2 separate regions of the Mus musculus genome follow, and region 1 is linked to region 2. Evidence: chromatin loops called from intact Hi-C (ENCODE). Cell type or tissue: heart. All regions are shown on one strand. Links, peaks and the distances in the headings refer to the core of each region. The heading gives the core; the rest is flanking DNA.

Region 1 (10,656 bases), core at 851-8,850, 67 kb after region 2:
CATACACTAGCAAGATTTTATCGAAAGGACCCAGATGTAGCTGTCTCTTGTGAGACTATGCCGGGGCCTAGCAAACACAGAAGTGGATGCTCACAGTCAGCTAATGGATGGGTCACAGGGCTCCCAATGGAGGAGCTAGAGAAAGTAGCCAAGGAGCTAAAGGGATCTGCAACCCTATAGGTGGAACAACATTATGAACTAACCAGTATCCCGGATCTCTTGACTCTAGCTGCATATGTATCAAAAGATGGCCTAGTCGGCCATCACTGGAAAGAGAGGCCCATTGGACACGCAAACTTTATATGCCCCAGTACAGGGGAATGCCAGGGCCAAAAAGGGGGAGTGGGTGGGTAGGGGAGTGGGGGTGGGTGGGTATGGGGGACTTTTGGTATAGCATTGGAAATGTAAATGAGCTAAATACCTAATAAAAAATGGAAAAAAAAGAGATAAAAGGTTTGGTAAACTAGGGAAACAGAGACATCCAGAGGAAGCTGTGCTATATTCAATCTTTTTTTTTTTTTAAATCAGGAACTCATTAACCCCAGAAATGACATGACTCTGTCCTAACCTTTATCACCTGTCAACTGTTTAGCTTGTAATCACAATTACAATTAGCTTGTAATGAAAGTTCACCTTGGGGAGGGACATTCAAACTGTAGAGGGCTTCAATGAGCTTCAGAATATAAATGGCGTGGCTGCCATGTCCGTAAGAGGCGCAGTGGGGATGCTCAGAAAATAGTTCTTATGTAAGGACTAAAAGACGAGAGAGAGAGAGAGAGAGAGAGAGAGAGAGAGAGACCACATTGAACTTCCTGCTGTCCATGGGACCTCTCCGGAACACTTGACACGATAACTCCTCTTGCTTTTTTTTTGGGTTTGGTTTGGTTTGGTTTTTTTTTTTTTTTTTTTTTTTATTGAGACAGGGTTTCTCTGTGTAGCCCTGGCTGTTCCTAGAACTCACTCTGTAGATCAGGCTGGCCTCGAACTCAGAAATCCGCCTGCCTCTGCCTCCCAAGTGCTGGGATTACAGGCATGCATCAACACTGCCCGGCCTCCTCTTGCTTTTTTAAGGCTCTTTGGAGTCTATGTTAGTTACTCTTCTTTCTGGTTCTTTGGGGTTTTTTCACCCTTTCTCAGAAGCTACCTCCCAGATGCCATGTGGCTGCTTGTCCATCTCCAAAAGGCAGGGCCCTTTCTATTTTCTCCATTTCCCTCTTCCAGGCAGCTGCCAGGATTTATAGCTTGCCTGCCCTACAGTGTGATTTTTCTTTTAAACTCTAATGTAAATTGTTCTTGAGCTTTAAGAAATAAATACACTCCCCCCCTGAGTTGTCAATTGACAATTTAAATTGTCAAGACCTAGCTAATTATGGCAGTTGAACGGATGAATGAATGAATGAATGAATGAATGGGAAAAATATCTAAGCCTCTGGGTAGTTTGGTTTATTCAAGGAGGAAAAAGATTTTCTAATTTAGAACTTGTAACTGAAGTGACATGATTTCAGGGCCAACAAATAAGTAAGTCTTTAGGACCCTCGGCAGGAGGCTGGAAGGGGGCTAAAGGGCACAGGCCCTTCTGACACAGACTCCTGAGGTGTTCTGGGTCTGTACTGGGCCTCTCCTGGAAGGGTGGGAAGGCCTCGGCCTCAATACCATTCATTTTCTTGGTGTCATTTTAGAGACGAGATTAGACTCGCCTCTGCCATCCTCCCACTCAAATCCATAGCCCGGAGTTCAAGTTGCAGAGGTGTGGGAGAGGGAAGCTCAGTCGTCCTGTTGAGGTCCGCCCCTCCTCCCTGCCCTCCCTGGCATAGCTGTATCCATTTTGTTCCATGCCCACCAGCTATTTCATATTGTTGCTGTAATATGCCTGTCCGTCATTAATGCAGAAAGATAACTTGACTCAGAGCAGGGTCATGCTGACAACCTACCTTATCTATGTTCTCTATGTTTTGAGGTTTGTTAATCTTGAAATTCAACAACTGCAAGCGCCACTTAGGACCAATCAGAATAAAGGTCAATTAGAACTGGCTAGTCAAAATAACTTGAGTCAGAACCAACCACTAGGCAGCACTTTCAGCACCTGCATATGGGCTCATTGTGGATTGTTCCTTTATAAACTGGCCTGGCGTCATAGCCTCAGCCCCTACATTCTACGGCTCTAAATCAACCAGTCTTAGGGTGTGCATTCAGTAAACCATCCCTGTCTGACTGAGATCAGTGTTTGTGTGGTTTGTGAGCCACTCTGGGACCCTAACACTTCCTTCAGGTTGGACTAAATTGTGGAGCAGAGTGGTCCAAGCCATGGCCTAGGGCCAGGCTTCTTCTTGAGGTGAGGTGGCCTGTGGCAGGGCGTTGGAGCTCGGGGATAGCTCCAACACAGCAGCCTGCAGGAGCGGGGAGGTGGTCAGTTGTCTAGATAACAAGTAAATTAGGGACAAGAAAACCTTTCTAACAATCAACCCATCTTATTGCCACCACACCCTGCCTCTCCAGGTGAGGGACACTTCCAGGATGTTTTCCATGGAGGGGTGAGCTCACAGAAGAGGAGAGTAGGCAGACCCTGTAGATCTGTCCCACCAGATGACTTAGGGCAATCACGGAGGGTTAAACTGTAAGTTTTGAGAACAAAACATCCTGGAGAAGACTACCTGACCAGGTAGTCAAAGCCTTTAATCCCCAAACTGGAGAGGCAGAGGCAGAAAGATCTCTGTGAGTTCAAGGCCAGCCTGGTCTACAGAGGGAGTTCCAGGACAGACAGGGCTACACAGAAAAACCCTGTGTCGAAAACAAAACAAAGGAGTCTTAGACGGAAATGGACCTGACTCCTTCATGACCCTGAAAGGTGACTCCAGTTTTTTAAGCCTCAGCTTCCTTGTCTGTGAAATAAAGATAAAAGGTTATTAAATAAGGAAATCCAAGCAAAGCGCCCACTGCATTTCAAAACACTGAGTAAGCCCTGGGCTTGTGCTAGTGATCTTTTTTTTTTTTTTTAATCTACAGTACTTTTCCTGCTTATTTTTTCATCCCTCCTTTTAGAAGCAAGGGACAATACAAACTCAGTCATTTGCTCAAACCTACGTCCATTCACATTTGATAATCTTCTTCCAAGGATCCCATCACTGTTCTGAACTCTGGGATACCACAGCAAATAAAATCACAAAACCTCTGCTCTTGGAGCCACAGAAACGGTTCAGAGGTTGACAGCACATGCCATCCCCATAAAGGACCTGTGTATATTTCCTCACACCCACATCTGGCAGCTCACAACTGTCTGTCAAGATCCTGAGAATCTGGTGTCCTTTTCTAACTGCCATGGATATGCACATAGCTAGAAGTAAAAAATAAAAACTCAAGCAAACCAAAACCCTACCCTTGTAGAGCTTACACTGAATTTGGGGATGCCGGGCAATGAACGGAAACTATAAATGATCATGAAATGCTAGAGAAAGAGTCATGAGCAAATCCTAAGTGGAAAAGATGCTTGATGGGTGATGGGATGGCTGCAACCTAAAAACAAGTCAGGAAGAGACCGAGCCAAGGCCCAGGAAGGCTATGATGCCAGCACATAAACCTGCTCTTTCCCCAAAGAAAGAACATTCCAGAGAAAGAGACGCCTGAGTGCTAAGACCCCAAGGCACGCACCAGGTTCAGCCAGTCTCCATATTGGGGGGTTCTGCACCTTCGATCCTGGATCCCAACAAGCTCAGATCAAAAATACATGAGGGGAATAGCGTGACTGTATTGAACTTGTAGAGAGTTGTTCTCTCACACGGCGCAGGATAACAGTTATCCACACAGCATTTTCCCGGGATTAGGTACTATAAATCAGGAGACCTAATATACAGGAATATGTTATAGGTTGTGTCCGAATACTACACCCTTGTATGAGGGGACTTGAGCATCTGTAGATTTGGGAATCTTCAAGACAGTCTCTTGAGGATCTTGACAGAGGGACAACTGTACCAGGACGGAGTTAGAGGCCACCACTGCTAGGTGAAGAGTACAGGGAGGGGCCAAGGAGGTAAAGTCGTACTGTGTACACTGTGGTGTTAAAAGCTGTGATCTAACTCCAGTGCTGCCTCATCGCAGGTACAAAGCCCACAGGCCCCTGTGACTGGGTAGATCATCCAGGAAAGGCTTCAAGGGACTCCAAGTTAGATGCCAGGAGAGGGGCAAGGATCTCAGGTGTAAATCATTGGGATGCAACGCTTTTCAGACCTCAGGTCAGAGCATAAGTTTGAAAAGTATGTGATGGATGATTTAGTGAGCGAAGGTGCCTGCCACCGAGCCCGACAAACCGAGTTCAAGCCTCAGGGCCTACATGATGGAAGGAGAGACCTACTCCTGCAAGCTATCCTCTTACCTACACATGCACACGCACAGTGTAAAAAAGATGTAATTTTTAAGTAAATGTAAGTGCGTGATCAAATAAAGCAGGCTGAGAGCCAGATGTGCTGGCACACATGTATAATCACAGAGCTGAGAAGGTGGACGATGGAGGATTGTTAAATTCTAGGCCAGCCTGGATTACATAACAAGACTAATTTCATACAAACAAAGCGAGGGGTAGTAGTGCTAGCAACCGGAATATTTGAAACCGAGGCACCCGAGGTATCCAGGGTAAATACTTCTTGATCCCCAAGCCAGAACAGATATTTAACCAACTCTGACAGATCCCTTCCTTCACTGGCCTTCTCACAAATTTCTCTACCTGCTAGGGCAGCTGCACAGCCTAAACTGACAGAATGCAGGGTCAGGAGATGGCCAGAAGGCTGCACTCACTTGGTCTTCATTTTAGGTCAATTTTGCCACCTGCTGTGTACCCCAAGGCTGTCTGCCTTGGTTCCTGTCTTCTGGGAAGATGACCTCCATCTGGCCACCCACCTTTGAGGGTGTTCTAGGACTGGATCAAAGAACCTCTTGAAAGGGCTGGCTGCCACTCCAAATAATTACAGATAAACGCACACGGGGTCGTTATGATGTCATGGGCCTGTGCAGGCAGAGCTGAAGGAGGAAATTGCTCACTTTGTGGGAGGGGCAGAACCCTTCCAGGCCATTATAGTCCACTAAGTGTATTTGCCAAGTTCAAATGCTTTCCCCATGACTTGAAAAGTGAACAGTCACCTGCCCTTTCACAAGGAGTTTGGTTACCTGGGCTACAGGGCTCCTCCTCCCAATCCACGAAACATGCATGGTAGACTTACACTTCTGACAGAAGGAAAGGCTGGGGAGGCAGCACAGAGTCCTGTTGAAGGGGAGTGGGGGGGGGCAATACATGTGGAGACAAGAAGAAGGTGAGCTAGAGGAAAGTAAGGGGCCTAGGGGTTATTCCAGAAAGAGCTGTGGGCCTCACATCTAGGGTCTCTCATTTCCTAACAATACCCAGCAGCTGAGTCACCAGATTTTGCGTATTCTTGTTTGAGTCAGGGTCCTGCTATGCAGGCCAGGCTGATCTCAAACTCACTGTGTAGCTCAGGCTAGTCTCTTGAATTCTCTGTCTTAGTTTACTGAGTGTTGAGGTTCCAAGTCTAAGACATCACTCCCAGGTTGTCTTCAGACCTTTTACAGAGCAAAAAACATAGTTACTGCATTCACACCTACGTCTAGAATGCTGTGGCAGAAGAGACTACCGGAGCCTCCGGAGTGACGGGGGTGGCTCATGATGGAGCTGAGATGACAGATCTGTGTTTGACATCAAGAAAATGTTCTACTGAACATCTCAGAAGCAAGCACCATCAAGCCTCAGACAAGCCTTTTCACACAGACAGCAGAAAAGCACTCGGAAGGGGCTGGTTATTCATACCTGGAACTTAGAGGTCCAGAGGTAAAATAGAGTTGGTGGCATAGACAGCTCAGAACCTGAATTCTAATATTAGAAGACCGTTCTCACAAGCTGCATCAACAACTTGGTGTCCCAGTCGGTCCAACTGGGCTTCTCACTTAATTACATGCTCACAGACCTACAATTTAAAATCCTGGCAGCCATGGTCTGTGCAATTAAAAACCAACAAACAGGCCTTACTTGTGCCTCTGGTTCTTGGCCAGAGTTTTTCATGTCTGTTCACACAGTTTCCTCTAACACTCAAGACTCTTACTACACCACTCCAGTCTCCTTCCCCAGTGCCTGTTAATTACTCTTCACCTTTTGGTCATGGTCAGGATTCATTGGTCACCATGATCAGATGCTATTCAAATCAATAAGGGAGCTTGTTCCTTTCCTGAGGTTTTAGCTATCCTTCCACCCACAAACCTCCACCTCCTATACACACATGGGCTGAAGACGGGATGCTGACTAGACTTTTTTTGTTTCCTTTTATGTTGTGTATCTTTGTCTGGGCACCACATGCTTGCAGTAGCAGTGGAGGCCAAGAGAGGGCATTGGATTCCCTAAATCTAGAGTTATGGGAGTTATAGACAGCTGTAAACTCATTTGAGGGTGGGAAACTGAACCAGGATCCTCTGCAAGAGCAGTTGGTGTTCTTAAGTGCTGAGCTATCTCTTCAGTCCTGTTGACTGGATTTGCATGTCCAGTGGCTTTTGAGAGCTCAATGTGAGATGTCAGCATCTGAGACCAAGATCAGCCTTCATCTATCAGCCACTGCTGCTCTCCCCACGTGTCTGAGCTTCCTGCATGGAATCAGTGCTCATGAGCTATGCCATCAACAAGCATCACAGACGACAGGGAAACCTACCTCAGAAGTACTCACCGTTTGCCCCTTCATAGACCAAATGGTAGTCCCAACAACAAGTTCTTATGAGAGCTCCTAGCAAGCAGATGTGTGGCCAGGTTTGAAGTTCAACCCCTGAGCCAATGCTTCCATTCAACCAGGCAACAAAGGAGCCACCATGAGACTTGCTTAAGGGTGAGGTCGCCATGCCAGGCCATAACATGACCTGGACATCCTATACCAAAAATGTTTATTACATGCCACCTCCTCTCCATCTCTGGATGTCCACACCCCAACCTTAGCTGCCATCTTTCTTGAGTTTGGGGTAGACAATTGAAATAGGCTCCTCTCCTTGTTTCCAGTCCAATGCTGTGGTAAAAATACCCTGAAGAAGGTAATGGGAAAGGGGGTTTCTTTTAGCTCACAGTCCCAGATTACAACCCATCATACCAGGGAAATGAAGGTGGCAGGCACTTGAAACAGCTATCATATAGCACACAGTCAAAAGCAGAGAGAAATGAATGTGTTCATGTTTCTCCACTCTCACACAGTTCCACAGTTCCAGAAGCCCTGTGTAGGGAATGGTGCCACCTACAGTGGATGTGTCTTCCCATGTCAATTAACTTTACCAAGACAATCATGCACAGAACCATCCACAGGCCAATTCAATGTAGATAATTCCTTACTGGGACTCTCTTCCCAAGTAATTCTAAGTTGTGTCAAGTTGAGGATTGACATTAGTGATCACACCACCTCCGATCACAATGAGCTCGACGTTGCTCCAGGCACCACTCTGCAATCTGAATGCACTTTTCTTTTCCTTTCTTTCTTTCTTTCTTTCTTTCTTTCTTTCTTTCTTTCTTTCTTTCTTTCTTTCTTTCTTTCTTTCTTTCTTCCTTTCTTTCTTTTTTTTTTTTGAAGATTTATTTATTTATTTATTATATGTAAGTACACTGTAGCTGTCTTCAGACACTCCAGAAGAGGGAGTCAGATCTCGTTATGGATGGTTGTGAGCCACCATGTGGTTGCTGGGATTTAAACTCCGGACCTTCAAAAGAGCAGTCGGGTGCTCTTACCCACTGAGCCACCTCACCAGCCCTGAATGCACTTTTCAAAATGCAAAGTATACAGTGTTTCCCCCTGCTTGAAAATATGTGACATCTACTTAAAGTAAAAATAGCTTACTGCAATCTACACAACTCAGTATGCTCTACTTGATGGATTTCCCCAGTAGTTTTCACTTGGAAGTAATTTTGCCTCCCAAGGGACAGCATCTGGAGCCATCCTTGACTGTCACAATGAGTGGAGAGCTACTTGAGAGCTATTGTATCTAGTGGCATTTAGAAGCCAGTGGTGCTGATAAATGTCCTTAGTGTACAGGGTGGTCCCCAAAAGCAAAGAGTTGTCTGTCCCAAAAATATCTATCATGCCAAGATTAAACATCCACAGCTTGACCTTGAACTCATATCCTCGGAATGTTTCTATTGACCGCCGTCTTAGTCGGTGTTCTCTAGAGTCACAGAACTTATAGAATGTATATATTAAGGGAATTTATTGTAATGGCTTACAGTCTACAGTCCAAATAACCCAACAATGGGAATCTAGTACTTGCTCAGCCCCATGAGGCTAGGTATTTCAGCTGGTCTTCTGTGTAAACTGGAATCCTGAAGAAGTACGTTCCAACAGGTGTGCTGGCAAGTAAGTGCAAGCAAAAGGAAGAACAGACACTTGCTTCTTCCACTGTCATTGTGTAGGCCTCCATCAGAAGGTATGGCCTAGATTAAAGGTGTGTACCACCGCACCTGGATTTGGAACTTGCTCTGCCCCAGGCTAGCCTTGAACTCAGAGATCTGCTTGCCTCTGTCTCCTGGGATTAAAGGCGTGTACTACCTTACCTGGGCCTAAGCTTTTCATGTCCACTATGTCTCAAGATCTGATTCACAGGTGTGCTCTCCACTTCCAGATTGTAGTTCATACTAGATGTAGTCAAGTTGACAACCAGGAATAGCCATCACAGCCATCTTGTTCTAAAGTTGGTTCCTATCCTCTGCTGTCCTTCCTAGTGACAATGACAACCTGCTGTTCACATAGGTGTAGTTAGCTTGTACAGCAGGCTGGAGTCGTGAGTCCTCTCAAGCTGTGTTACCTCAGCGCCTTTCACTTCACAGATACGTAGTAAGCACCAGGGGAGAAAAGATAGAGCAGAGGGGGGACAAAAAGAGCAACCATGGCTAAACACCATCCCTGTCACTCTGTGTCAGCGTTGCAAAGCCATAATTCCCATCTCTATTTCATGGGGAAGAGCCACCAGTTCCATTCGTGACATCTTAGAGAGCACACTGAGTGCACCTTGCAAACTTTCAAAGTTGGGGGTGGGGGCTTGGCATGAGGTTGTCTATCAGGACAGGCTTCTGTTTCTGCCAAACTCAAAGCCGAGTAAAATCACGTCTGTTCCAGTATCGGCTGCATCCCCAGCAGCACCGTGCAGAGTGCCTAGCTAAAGTGTCTATGAACATGTGGATAAATATCTGAGAACACAGCTAAAGCCCAGCCCACAGGGCCAGAGGTACATGATGCCCACTCTTCTGACAGCCCGAGAACCCACTTATTGAGCCAGACCCCAGTTTCAGCTCTTGCTCGTTACCCATGCTCCCCCGCCACTTGAAGTTCCTCACACAAAGTTGAAGGTATCTATGCTATCCTGTCACTCGGAGACCCAGCCGACTCTCTCAAAGTAAGCCAGCAGCCTCCACCCCAGCTACTCCCTCAGGCTCCTGGCTGGCTTCCTGGGAGCTTTGAGCAGGAGATGCAGCTGCAAGGAGGCTTCTCTCTAATGCACTCCTTCCAAGAAAGATGTCTCAGAGCTTTACCTTTTAACCCCAGAGGTCCCTGTCATCTTATTAGCACAGAGTGAAGACTGGGCTCTCTCCTGCACCTTCTGCTTAATCTGCTTAGCTGCTTAGCTTCTTTGTGGAATGTGCATAGCTTTTGTCAGGGAAAATTAAAGAGAGCCCAAAGTCCAATACACTATCTTCTTCAGGTTGTGAAAAACCCTATTGAGTAAGGCTCCAGTCTATCACTTTTTTTTCTATAGTGTCTACAAATATTGCTATTAAGAAATCTCATACTATAAATGTACCATGTCTAATCCCATCTCTCCCTCACTCCAACCACACTCTCCTCCCCCACCTCCCGGAAAAAAAAAATCTGTTCTTTATTCTCATCAGCCCCACCTAGTGGTACTTCACATATTTTTAATATTCTGAAAACTTTCTGAAGAATCCCCCTAAATGTACTTGTCTGTACTAATAATTTTTATCTAGCCTATTCAAATAAAACAGAAATATTTTTAAAATATTTGCCAGTTCATTTCAATATGATGATAAGTCCATTAAATATTTAACATATTTTAATTTAAAAAAAACCAGTATTTTCAAACTAAGGCAAAAAAATCAAAACCTTATGAAGAATTGCATCATTTAAACTTTTGTTTGTCTCTTGGGGCTTGGCTTCACAGGCAAATGCTTAAATTTTCATGTCCATTTCTATATTCAGTCTGTTTCAATGTCTTGTTCTGGTTGAAACTTCTATTTGGCCTCATTCTATGAAGTTGGAAAGGGCAGAAATGGTTTAATGCTTTTTCAGATAATTGTGTGCATTCCTCTCTGATGCTACAGCCAGACTCATGAAGGTATGCTTTCATAAAGTTTAGCTGAAATGCAGAAATCTAAACCAGATCTATGAACTTTTTATACCATGTTAAAAGCCACTCGACTATCTTAAACTGTGAGGGAATTTCCCCCCATTTTTCATGTGTGTATTGTGGATGTGTAGATACGATTTTGCACATATGTGGTATCAGGATAAAGCTGTAAAAGATATCTTGGCAGGTTGGAGTCAAGGAAAGCCACACAGTCACACCATGTAACAGATCAAGCACAAGAAGTTTATTGAGGGAGGAGGGAGAACAAAAGGCCATCTTGGA
Region 2 (10,656 bases), core at 1,401-9,400:
AGCCACTGAAAGGAGGAAAATCAAAATACCACTTTCCGTGCAATGGAGTAAATGCCAAATTGATTAGTTCAGCGTTCTCTCTTTAGGGCCAGCAGCCTACATCAATGGCTTCCAAGGGACTTTTCCTCTTGGATGAGACACAAATCCCCTCACTTTTGGTGAGAAATGCAAGCAATAAAAAGTTTGTGTGGTTATGCACTCGAGGAGGGGAAAGCAAGGTAGCCAGAAGGTCCCCGAAGAAGGCCCTGACTCAGTTTCCCTGTGCCAGGCAAATGAAGTAGAAGAAACTGAGTGGAGGTTAGACCAATTCACTTCCCAGAATCCTACCAAGAAACTGAACAAAAATCAGAGGAAAGGCAGAGCTAAGAGAGAAGGGGAAATCGGGGCTCCCCCTTTCTCCTCTTCCTCAGGTACACCAGGGACAAGCAGAAGCAGCCGAGGACTTACTAGCCATGCGGAATCTTGATCCCACCCGAGGAGAACCGAATTGGAGAGGCAGTCTGGAAGACCGTCAGGCCACTCAACTCAAACTGGGCAGAGTCTGGAATACGATGAATTTCTGGCTCCCAAATTCACGCTCTGCTTCATTTCCTAAAATAATGCTCGGCATATGGTCAATAATTAATGAATGAATATTTGAGAAATTCTCCTTGGCACTTCTTTAATTCCATCTGAGGGGAAGCAAGCATTTCCAAGAAGCGAGAACACGCTACAAATGAGTGGCTAAGCCAGACAGAAGCATGCTGAAAGCAAGCAAATAAACAATGCCAGGCAACCACACTCAGCACTGCCAAGTGGGACAGATGGGCATAGTAACTCCTTCCTCACTTCCTACCCCCATGGTCTTCCCTCCCTTCCTCGCTGGTGCTCCCCTCCCCTTCATCCTTAGGAGTACCAAGGTCTTGTGCTGAGTTCTTTGTCTTACACAAGGAAATGTCACATGAGTTATCTGTCTCTTCGAACCCTATCCTTAAAACCAAAACTGAAGGAAAGACATAGTGCGGGGAGGGGAGTTGTCATGCCATTAACCTTAACCTTTTAACTTGATTCTTTTATTTTCTGCATGTATGTGTTTGTATGTATACGTGTGTGGTGTGTATGGGTATGTGCACACATCTGTGCAGAGGACAAAAGTCCACATAGATGTCTTCCTCAATCACTGTCCACCTTATTGGGACAGGGTCTCTCACTGATTCATTGATTTAACCAGATTGGCTGCCTGTGAGCTCCAACGATCTTCTGTCTCTATCTCCTTAGTACTGAGGTTACAGAGGCTTGCTTGCACAACCTTATCAACCGAGCCATCTCCCAAGACCCACGTCTTACCTTTAGATGGTTAAAGTGACCTGAATTACTTCTTTTTGTTGAGACATTACCAAGTCCAAGGTCTGGGTCTTTATTTGATATTTGCTCTCTATGATTCTTTCTACCCTAATCCACTGGGGTAACAGGAAATCTTTCAATCTCTTCCGTCTGCTCAACTACTTGAAAATAGAAAGGGCCAGGAGTTGGCAGATATTTACGAATTATTGGAGTTCTGCCGCCACATTATTATGGGATCCAGCCATGGTAGGATTTAGTGTGTAATACAATTACCGTCTGCCAAGTACTTACACCATGCTTCACAACAAACCCACTGGGTCATAACCCCACCCCCACTTAATGAGTGGGGAAATCTGAGGTTGTCTAAAGTTGAATAACTTGCCCAGGAACTAGCCAAGAGAGAATGCCAGCTACACACACACCTGTCCGACTTCAAAACTCCTTCACCACTGAGCAAACAGAGCGCCTCACTTGTCAGAAGACGGTAGACTCAGTGTGTAAGCAGAGACTCTTTACCCTCTTTGGAGCATTAGGGAGGCTCAAGTGGGATTAAAGGTGATGGAGCATTTAGAAAAGGGACGTTCTATAAAATGCAAGGTATAATTTAGTACGCCAAGTTCAGGTCCAATTAAAAAGCTTTAGTTCACCATGAATGGTAACTACCCATGTGAAACATTCATCCTTAGCATGAAGTATGTCCCAGTTAAGGTGCCATGCATTTTTCATTTACCAACTTCATAAATACCAAGTCCTTATACAAGTTTTACTCTTGATGTAAGGAAGCTATGTAATGATGTATTTGTGTTGGGAGCGCAGGTTGGTCTCACCTTTTAAATTTGAATTATACATATGACAAGGTCTCCCTCTGTAGCCCAGGCTGGTCTGGACTTCACTCTGCATACTAGGCTAATCTCAAATGTGAAACATGCTTTGTGTCTCAATCTCCCGAGTGTTAGGATTACAGGCAGGACACCCCATAGCCAGTTGGACCACATTTAGACAAACAACTGTGCGCCAGGGAGATGGTTTCATGGTTAAAACACTTGTAAACCACCCACCCTTGGCTTGGGGGCCCACCCACAATGCCAGCAATTGGAAGGTGGAGACGGGGGATCTCCAGAGAAAGCTGGCTAACCAGACCAACAGCTCCGAAACCCTGGATCCAATTGAGAGACCTGTTTCCATGAAAAACATGGAGAGCAATCAATGAAGACTCCCAACATCAACCTCAGGTCTCCACATACAAGTGCACTGGCATTACACACATATGTGTTCACGCACAGAGAAACACACACATTCTCATGCATACCACACACATACTCACGGGGGAGAAAAGAGCAAATTGACGGACTTTCTTGAGCTGGGTGTATGGCTCAGTGGTAGAATGTTTGCCTAGCACAAATGAGGCTCTGGGTTTGACCCTCAGCACGGTGTGTGTGTGTGGGGGAGGTTACTTTAAAAATTAACCAATTTTCCTGACAGAAAAGTAAATAAGAACAAAAAATAAATACGAGTAATGCAAGAGATTAAGAATAATGTAAGAGCTTCCAAGGACAGATTACATGGGTTTAAATACCAGGCTTGTTACTTACTGGGAGTACAACCTTGACAAGTCTCTGTAACATGCTGTGGAGGAAAAGAAATAGCCCAAATAGATTCATGGGCGTGAATGATTGGCCCATGGAGGTGGCACTATTCGGAGGTGTGGCCTTGTTGGAAGAAGTGTGTCACTGTGGAGGCAGACTTTTGAGAGCTCATATATGCTCAAGGTCCACCCAGTGTGGAGCACAGGCTCTTCCTGGTTGCCTTCAGATCAAGATAGAGAACTCTTGACTCTGTCTCCAGCAGCATGCCTACTTGCATGCCACCATGTGTCCCGCCATGATGATGATGGACTAAACTGGACTACTGAGACTGTAAGCCAGCATCAATTAAATCTTTTCTTTTATAAGAGTTGTCATGGTCAGAGTATCTCTTCACAGCAATAGAAACCCTAAGACATGTGGTATTCAAAATTGGAGTAACTACTTATTTCACTAGATTGTTATGAAGGTTACATGTATGCAAAGTGCTTAACCCAGTCCCTGGTACGATGTAAGCACCAGGTATTTGATATCTACTATTGTTCACTTCATTTAGTATTATCCACAATAGTGCATAACGTAATATAAAAAGCCGTCTGGATACAAAAACAACTGGCTCTGTACTTTAAGGTACATACCTACAATAGACTATTATATAGCCATGAGAATAAGGCATGGGGGCCCAGCTCAGCTGTGGAGCACTTGCTTGCATGAATCCCCAGGTTCAATCCCCAGAACTGCAAGAGGGAAGCACTAAAAGAATATTTAATTCCATGAAACGTGAAAGTTTAAAAAGAAGGAAACAAATTTTAAACATTGACCCATACCGCTTACATTTGTTAAGCAGAAATACAAAACTTTGAGTAAGAGTCTCCGGGTACCCCTATGTATACGCTGAGGCTTTTGTTAACAGTTTTTTATACTTTCCTAAACTTCTAGTGCAGAACAGCGGGTGTGGCCATATTATGTCAATCTTGTTAAAGTGCAACTTCTGGGTCAGTGGGCTGGCAGTCTTGCACCCGGAGCACTTCTTGCAGGCTCATCAGTGATGCTCATTCTGCTGGTCCAAAACCTGAGTAGGAAGTTTTCACAGCACTGTCTCTGAGCTCCTCTTGGAGCTACAGAAGCACCGATTGCTGGATCCAAGGCTAGGGTCCTGTTTTAGACAATCTGGACTATGTCCTTAGAGCTTGCATATAATAATTTCCAGAAGATGTTGATGCTGCGGATCTGGGAAACACCCTTTGAAAATCACATTAAGAGCATCTTTTCGTTCCCTTAATATCACTAAAAATGTATCTATCCTCTTCATTGCCTATAAACCCAAATCCAAATGCTTTATTCAGAAACCCCTGGCATCCCTCTCACTTGGAAAGCCATAAAGTCAAACCTTTAGGCCTTAAATATGTCTGAGGTGTCCAACATTACAGCTCTGAGAGCTTTCTTGCTTTGTCTGGTATTTTACTCCTTCCCTGTGCCCATCCTTTGGGGGGTCTTCAAATGTTATTACCCTGTAAGGAATTCCCAGGGCTCCACAGCGCTTTCTGTGATTGCTAGTGGGAATTGTATCTTCCAGCAGTAAACTGGGTTCTTTTGGTGTGTGTGTGGTGGGGGGGGGGGGGCTGTAACTTGCCTATTTTCATCTGCCTGTGTGTGGCTCAGCCAATCTCCTGCATACAGCTGACACTCTCACTGACAGAGGGAAAGAAAGAAGGAGCCTCCCCAGGAAGGGTGCGTAACTGTCCAGTAATGGAAACTGGAACCCTGTGCCCGCCAAGCCTGATGACCAACAGTAACAGGTGTTTCCATCTCCGCTTCTGTGATTCATTCTGCATAGCTGCGCACGCACATAGCGTAAGCACACACAGTCTCCCGGAATACAACGCCAGGCACGCAGACGTGCACCCGGTGTCCTGGGCGCCCGGGAGACACACCTCAGCGACAACCTGGATCCACAAAAGCGAGGCTCTGCCACCTAAAATAGTAATGTCTTACTGCAAACAAAACAAGCAGTGGCACCTGCTTATTTTCCTTGCTCCCTGGCGCACCTTTCTCTTTAGTCCTAAAGAAAGCTATTGAGGTGACCCCCCCCCCTCCCAGTCCTTCCCATACACACACACCCCTCCCCCATAGCTTCTTTTGGCCACGGCGCGCCTCGGAAGGCTGGATGAATGGGAACCAGGGGGCCCTCTTTGTCGCTAATCTTCCCCTCCTTTGAGCAAGCCCAGCTTCTTCCGGGTCAGCGACAATCACCACCACCCCAGTCGGGCCCGTTGTCCCCTGCACCACGGCCAGGCTCGCACAGGGTCCGGTAGCCCGCGGGGACAGGTTGCGGGAGCAGAAAAGGGCGGGGACGAGGGCGGGCGCCGAGGGAACGGGGGAGGGAGCTGGGAGGGGAGCGATCGCAGGAGGAGGGAGCTGCCTCGGGCGGCTGGCGAAAAGGATGGGAGTGCGGGGCAAGCGCGCGGCGCCCAGGGTAACGGCCGCGGCAGAGTCTGCGGGGCGCGAAGCCAGCGCTCCGCGCTTTTAAAGCCCGGATCGCGACGCGCTCTAGGCGCGGGCGGCGGCCGGATGGAGAGGAAGGGCTTGGCGGCCCGATCCTCGGGGAACCCTAGCCCGCCTGCGCTGGGTGAGGGACCGCGGCCCGTGCCGCCGCCGTGCGTCCCGAGCGGCGGAGGAGCCCCGGAGCGGGGCCAGGCTGGAACGGCGGCCGAGCCCGCGGAGCTTATCCGGCGCGCACACGAGTTCAAGAGCCAAGGGGCGCAGTGCTACAAGGACAAGAAATTCCGCGAAGCCATCGGCAAATACCACCGGGCGTTGCTGGAGCTGAAGGGATTGCTGCCGTCACAAGAGGAGCGGGACGCACGGCCAGCCTCCTCGGCAGGGGTTCCCAAATCCAGCCGCCTCTCAGAGGAGCAGAGCAAGACGGTTGAAGCCATTGAGATCGACTGTTACAACAGCCTGGCAGGTAAGCCGCGCCCCGCCGCACCCCCTCCTCTCCTTCCCCGGGCCTCCAGGGGCCCCGCCCGGCCACGCGTCCCGTCCCCAGCTTTCCCAACCTAGTCTCTCTGGATCCCAGAGCGCCGCTGAGGCACACCGCGGTGCAGACTCCCTCCCGTGACAGTGGTGCTCTGGGGAGATCTGGGAGGGAGGCGCTTGAGAAAAAGTGTGACTTTCAAGATGATGTCTTCCAAAGGCCATAGTCATCTTGAGTCTCTTCCCTTGCAAACATGGTGAATCTTGCCTATAAATGACCGGGCAGACAGAGGGCGACCCAGCGGGCCTGTCAGCGACTGCTACTGCTCACTTGGGTTCAAACTGAAGAGATAGAAGAAGCCAGAGATACCGCACAAGCCATGGGCTCTAAGGCTAGCTCATGCACCTGTCTGTCTCACTCGGGTGTCACTGGCTTTAAAGTTGACCTATGTCTTCCCTTAAGTAACCAGATGGAAACAGGCCTTCCCTCAAGTTCTCCTGCCCCAGTAGCAAAGGGGATTTTTTTTTTTTTTCAGGATGTCCTGAGTAAAATGGATTCCAAAATGCTACTTTCTTCTCTCCGGGTCTTGCTCCAGCAGTCTCAGGGCTCTGAGTTCATGGTTGGTCCTTAGCCCTGCTGAATTCTTAGTCTCCTGCCTAAGGCTCTTCTGTTGGGCTGAAGGTGTACTTCCATGGTGTGCTTTAGGGATGAGGCTAAGTGTGTGTGTGTGTGTGTGTGTGTGTGTGTGTGTGTGTGTGTGTGTGCATTATAGAAAATGTAAAGTCTGTAAAAAAGGAAAACGCTGAGGCTTTCGAAGGACTTCCTGCGAAATGTGGCAAACAGCGATATAAACAACTGCCTTACAGTGACGCAACCACCCTCTACTTTTCCCACCTAGTGTGTATGGTTTGGGGCACAGTCAAGCCTCTCTCTGTTAGAATAAAAGGCATTTCTTCATTTCTAACCTTGAAAGTTGCTTGAACTAAGTATGGCCTGTTAGGGGGTGGGGGCGGGGTGACGATGGATGCATCTGGAGGTTGAAAGACTACAACTATGGTCCATTCAGAAATGTAGATCTGCTGTGTTGGCTTTGGGCATTGAGCACCAGCTTCCCTCCGCCTTCCCATTCTGTCATGTTTGAGGTCATCTTTAGGCAAGTGCTCTACCCCTGTGCTGCCATGCCCCTATCAGGTCATCTTTACTAGGGTGAAACCCAGCCTGGGAAGACACGGTGTGAGGTAGCTTACACACGTTAAGAATTACACATGTAAACCAAGGGCAGTTACAGAGATGGTGACACTGGCCCTAGTATTACAAATAATGGCACCAGAGAAAATAATGGCACAGAAGGATGGAATAGGTGAATCCATAAAAGGATACTTGATTCCTCTGGTTTCCCGTAAGGATTTGGCCACTGCCCTGATGAACAGTTAAAGGGCAGAGCCTGTGAGGGCGGAGGAAGAGGCACTCAGGATGGCTAATGCAGTGATTTTGGAGTGGTAATGGGTGTTCTAGGACTACATTTACCCGGCCCATGAATAGCTAGCACTGCCTGCCCTCCACCCCACAAGTGGCTGTATTTCCATGGTGAAACCCAATGTATGTCCTTGGTCAGGCCTGCCTGGTCAGAGGACAGAGGTGTGGTCAATCTCTCCTTCTGTCCCTACCACACAAACACTTGGGGAAACTTCACTGGTGACAGAATGGAAATAAACCCAGAGGGCTTTCCCTTCTGCTGCCTGCTCTGGGGCTCATCACTTATGAACATTAACAATGTAGCATATGTGCAGTTAGGTACACTACATGCACTTTTGCTTTTTTGAAACAGGGTTCACTGTATAGCCCTGACTGGCCTGAAACTATGTAGACCAAGCTGGACTCGCACTCAGATATTCACCTGCCTCTTCCCTCAGAGCACTGAGATTAAAGGGGTGCACCACCATGTCCCGCTTACACTAATTTAAATATACATATGCAATCTGAAGGAAATATGGCCATTCACCTTGCAGAGGAGACTCCCAAGGCTCCAGAGCCATCCCTCTCCAAAGGCAATGCCCTGCCCATCATAGCTTGATGCAGAAAATCAGCATCATCTGGATCTCTTCTGCTACCACGTACCCAGACTCAGGTGGGCTCTCAAACGCCACATTTCAAAATTCTTTGGGATGCCCTCGGCCCTGGTAACCAGGAAGGAAAAACATACAGTGCCGTGATTCAAGGCTCTGAGAGGACTCACATAGGTTTCACATAGAATGTGAAAGATGACCAGCTGGCCAGTTCTGACAAAGTTAAAGTCCACAACCTGTGTGGACAATTCGGCACGTGACAGGAAGCCTCCACACAGAAATCACTTTGGTGAAACTTGACATTGCTGTCAAATCAGTTACCATTCTCCCAGAAGTCCCACCTAGTAGCAAATAATCCTTTCTCATGGGATTATCAAAGTAGTAGAAACCTATATAGATGTTTTCTTCTAGAAAACTGCAAAACATTTAGAGAAATGCAGAATGACGTCTAACTCCTCCACCTAAAGAGATCTGTGTTTAACCTGGTTTTACGAACACCTTTAATCCCAGCACTCAGGAGGCAGAGGCAGGAAGATCTCTGAGTCTGAGGCCAGCCTGGTCTATAGAGTAAATTCCAGGATAGCCAGGGCCACAGAGAGAAACCTTGTCTCAAAAAAACCAACCAACCAACCAACCAAACAAACAAACAAACAAACAAGAACAAAAAAAACCAAAAAAGAAATCTGTGTTGAATATGTGTATGGTATGTTGTTGTTGTTGTTGTTAGTTGTGGTGGTGGTGGTGGTGTGTGTGTGTATATATGTGTGTGTGTTTACAAAGCAAGGGTCCTTGTCCTCATATATATGTAGTCACATGTCCTGCTTTTAACCCCACTTCAAAAGAATTTATACACGTCACTAAAATATTTCATGAAGATTATTTTAAATGTAAAATAAGAAATGTAAGTGTGTCAGGCATGGCAGCACATGTCTTTAATCCCAGCACCTGGGAGGCAGATGCAGGCAGATCTCTGTAAGTTCGGGACCAGCCTGGTCTACAGAGTGAGTTCTAGGACAGCCAGGGCCACATAAAGAAACCCTGTCTCAAAAAAAAAAAAAATTAAGTGTGCATTTTCAGTTATGTTTGGATAGAAAGAAAAATGACTTGTGTTGTTTTAGTTAGGGCTAGCACAGTCCAGCCTGGCCCGTAAAATGTCCTCTCCCCTGACCGCTGGCTGGCAGGAAAGAGATGGGCAAGAACAAATTCATCCTGGCAGAAAAGCAGGTGACTTCTATTGGGGTTTTGTTGACACCTGGGCAGCCTGGTGATACGGTTCTTACAGCACTGTCTTTCCACATAAAGCCATATGTAGAGATAGAGGCTTGGCATTGGGAAAGAACTTAGAATAGCCCAGAAATACCTAGAGAATTAGGCTGTGTTGCTAAGGGCTGCTATTCTCCAAACGCGAGGCTAAGGTGAGGCTTCTGGAGAAAACGTAAGCTCATGAGCCCTCCTGATCTATCTATAACCCCCTGTAAGTAATAGCCAGGGGCTGCCAGGAAGCAGGTAGGAGGTGTTAGTCTAACACCCATTCGCATGTCCCCAGGAGCCCAAGAAGGGTGCACAGAGACAGTCTGCAAATGGTGCCAGGCTATTGTCTGTTCTGATCAGATTTCATTTTTTCAGGAGGACTCTGGCTAGCTGTGCAGGACTAATAGATGGGGATTTTGCGTGGCTTGTTTTCTGGGAGATTAAAGGGATAGTATTTTCTTCTTCCAGAATTTTAATAGACAAAACAGTCTCACCTGCCCAGGAAGACCAAGGAATCTGAGCCTTACAGGCCACAGAGCAAGCATGCATCTAACTGATGAGTGGGTCTTACTGAACTGAACAAGACACGTGATTCTCCTGGGGCCTTGGTACCTGTGGAGGGTAGAACATTTCCTCTTGGGACTTCGGGGGCTGAGTTAGGGCATGTGGCTACCAAGATGTACCACACATTGCTTTGTTGATACGTTTAAGTGATGCCCAAGGTTTAAATGGCAGCAGTGGGGATAGGTGCCATTGGCTCCAAAGGCTAGGAATGTGTGCTCCTCATGACCGGCAACAAGCACCATTTTGTTCTATTGCCATTTTCTATTTAGAGCTATGTTTGGGAGATTTCCTGTGTCTTACCAAAGGATAGACAGAATCAGATTGGTCTCAGCCGAAGCCCCCAGTATTAAAGTATGATGAGGCTTAGGAACAGCTTCATACCAAAAGAAGTCCTGGGATAGTGTCCTCTGAAACTAGCTTCATTGGTCTTAATAGACATGTCTTGAACTCATAGGCCAGGACTGGTCATAATCCTCAGAGCTGTCCTAGATTTTTGTCAGGTTGACATAAGCCAGGATCATTTGGAAAGGGGAACTTCAGTTGAGCAAATACAACCTCCCCCTCCCATCAGATTGGCCTAAAGGCAAATCTCTGAGGTATCTTCTGCATATGATTGATGTGGGAGGGCCTAGCCCATACTGGTCCTGGGTATATAAGAAAGCAGGCTAGACAAACCATGAAGAGCCAGCCAGTCAGCAATGCTCCTCCGTGGCCTTCAGTTCAGCTCCTGCCTTCAGGCTCCTGCTTGAGTGCCTGCTCTGACTTCCTTTCATGGTGGACGGTGATTGGGATGAGTTGGCCCAAATGAACCTCTTTCGGGCTGCTTTTGGCTGCCAACCCCAAGTGGCAATTGGCTGTGGTTCCCTATCCCAGCAATAGAAACCTAACTAAG

The links. Peaks named below come from ENCODE experiments on the same cell type or tissue, not always from the same donor. Only the 100,000 strongest peaks of a DNase experiment are listed, where the experiment ranks them.
Region 1: it touches region 2 in a loop (3-fold over the local background); 9 of 42 quality-filtered maps call a loop at or near these places.

What each region holds. Positions count from the first base shown.
Region 1 is chr12:81,693,197-81,703,852 of GRCm38, forward strand. No RefSeq gene overlaps it. Among named protein-coding and RNA genes, the nearest start is that of Ttc9, 67 kb to the left of the region's middle. In heart, for the core only: no CTCF peak of the experiment used is centred there; no DNase peak of the experiment used is centred there; H3K27me3 peaks cover 278 bases.
Region 2 is chr12:81,625,928-81,636,583 of GRCm38, forward strand. Ttc9 (tetratricopeptide repeat domain 9) reads left to right here and starts at 5,322. Exons shown (of 3, transcript NM_001033149.3): 1 at 5,322-5,874. The coding sequence starts at 5,478. In heart, for the core only: no CTCF peak of the experiment used is centred there; a DNase peak (open chromatin) is centred at 5,334; H3K4me3 peaks cover 2,080 bases; H3K27ac peaks cover 1,118 bases; H3K27me3 peaks cover 6,272 bases.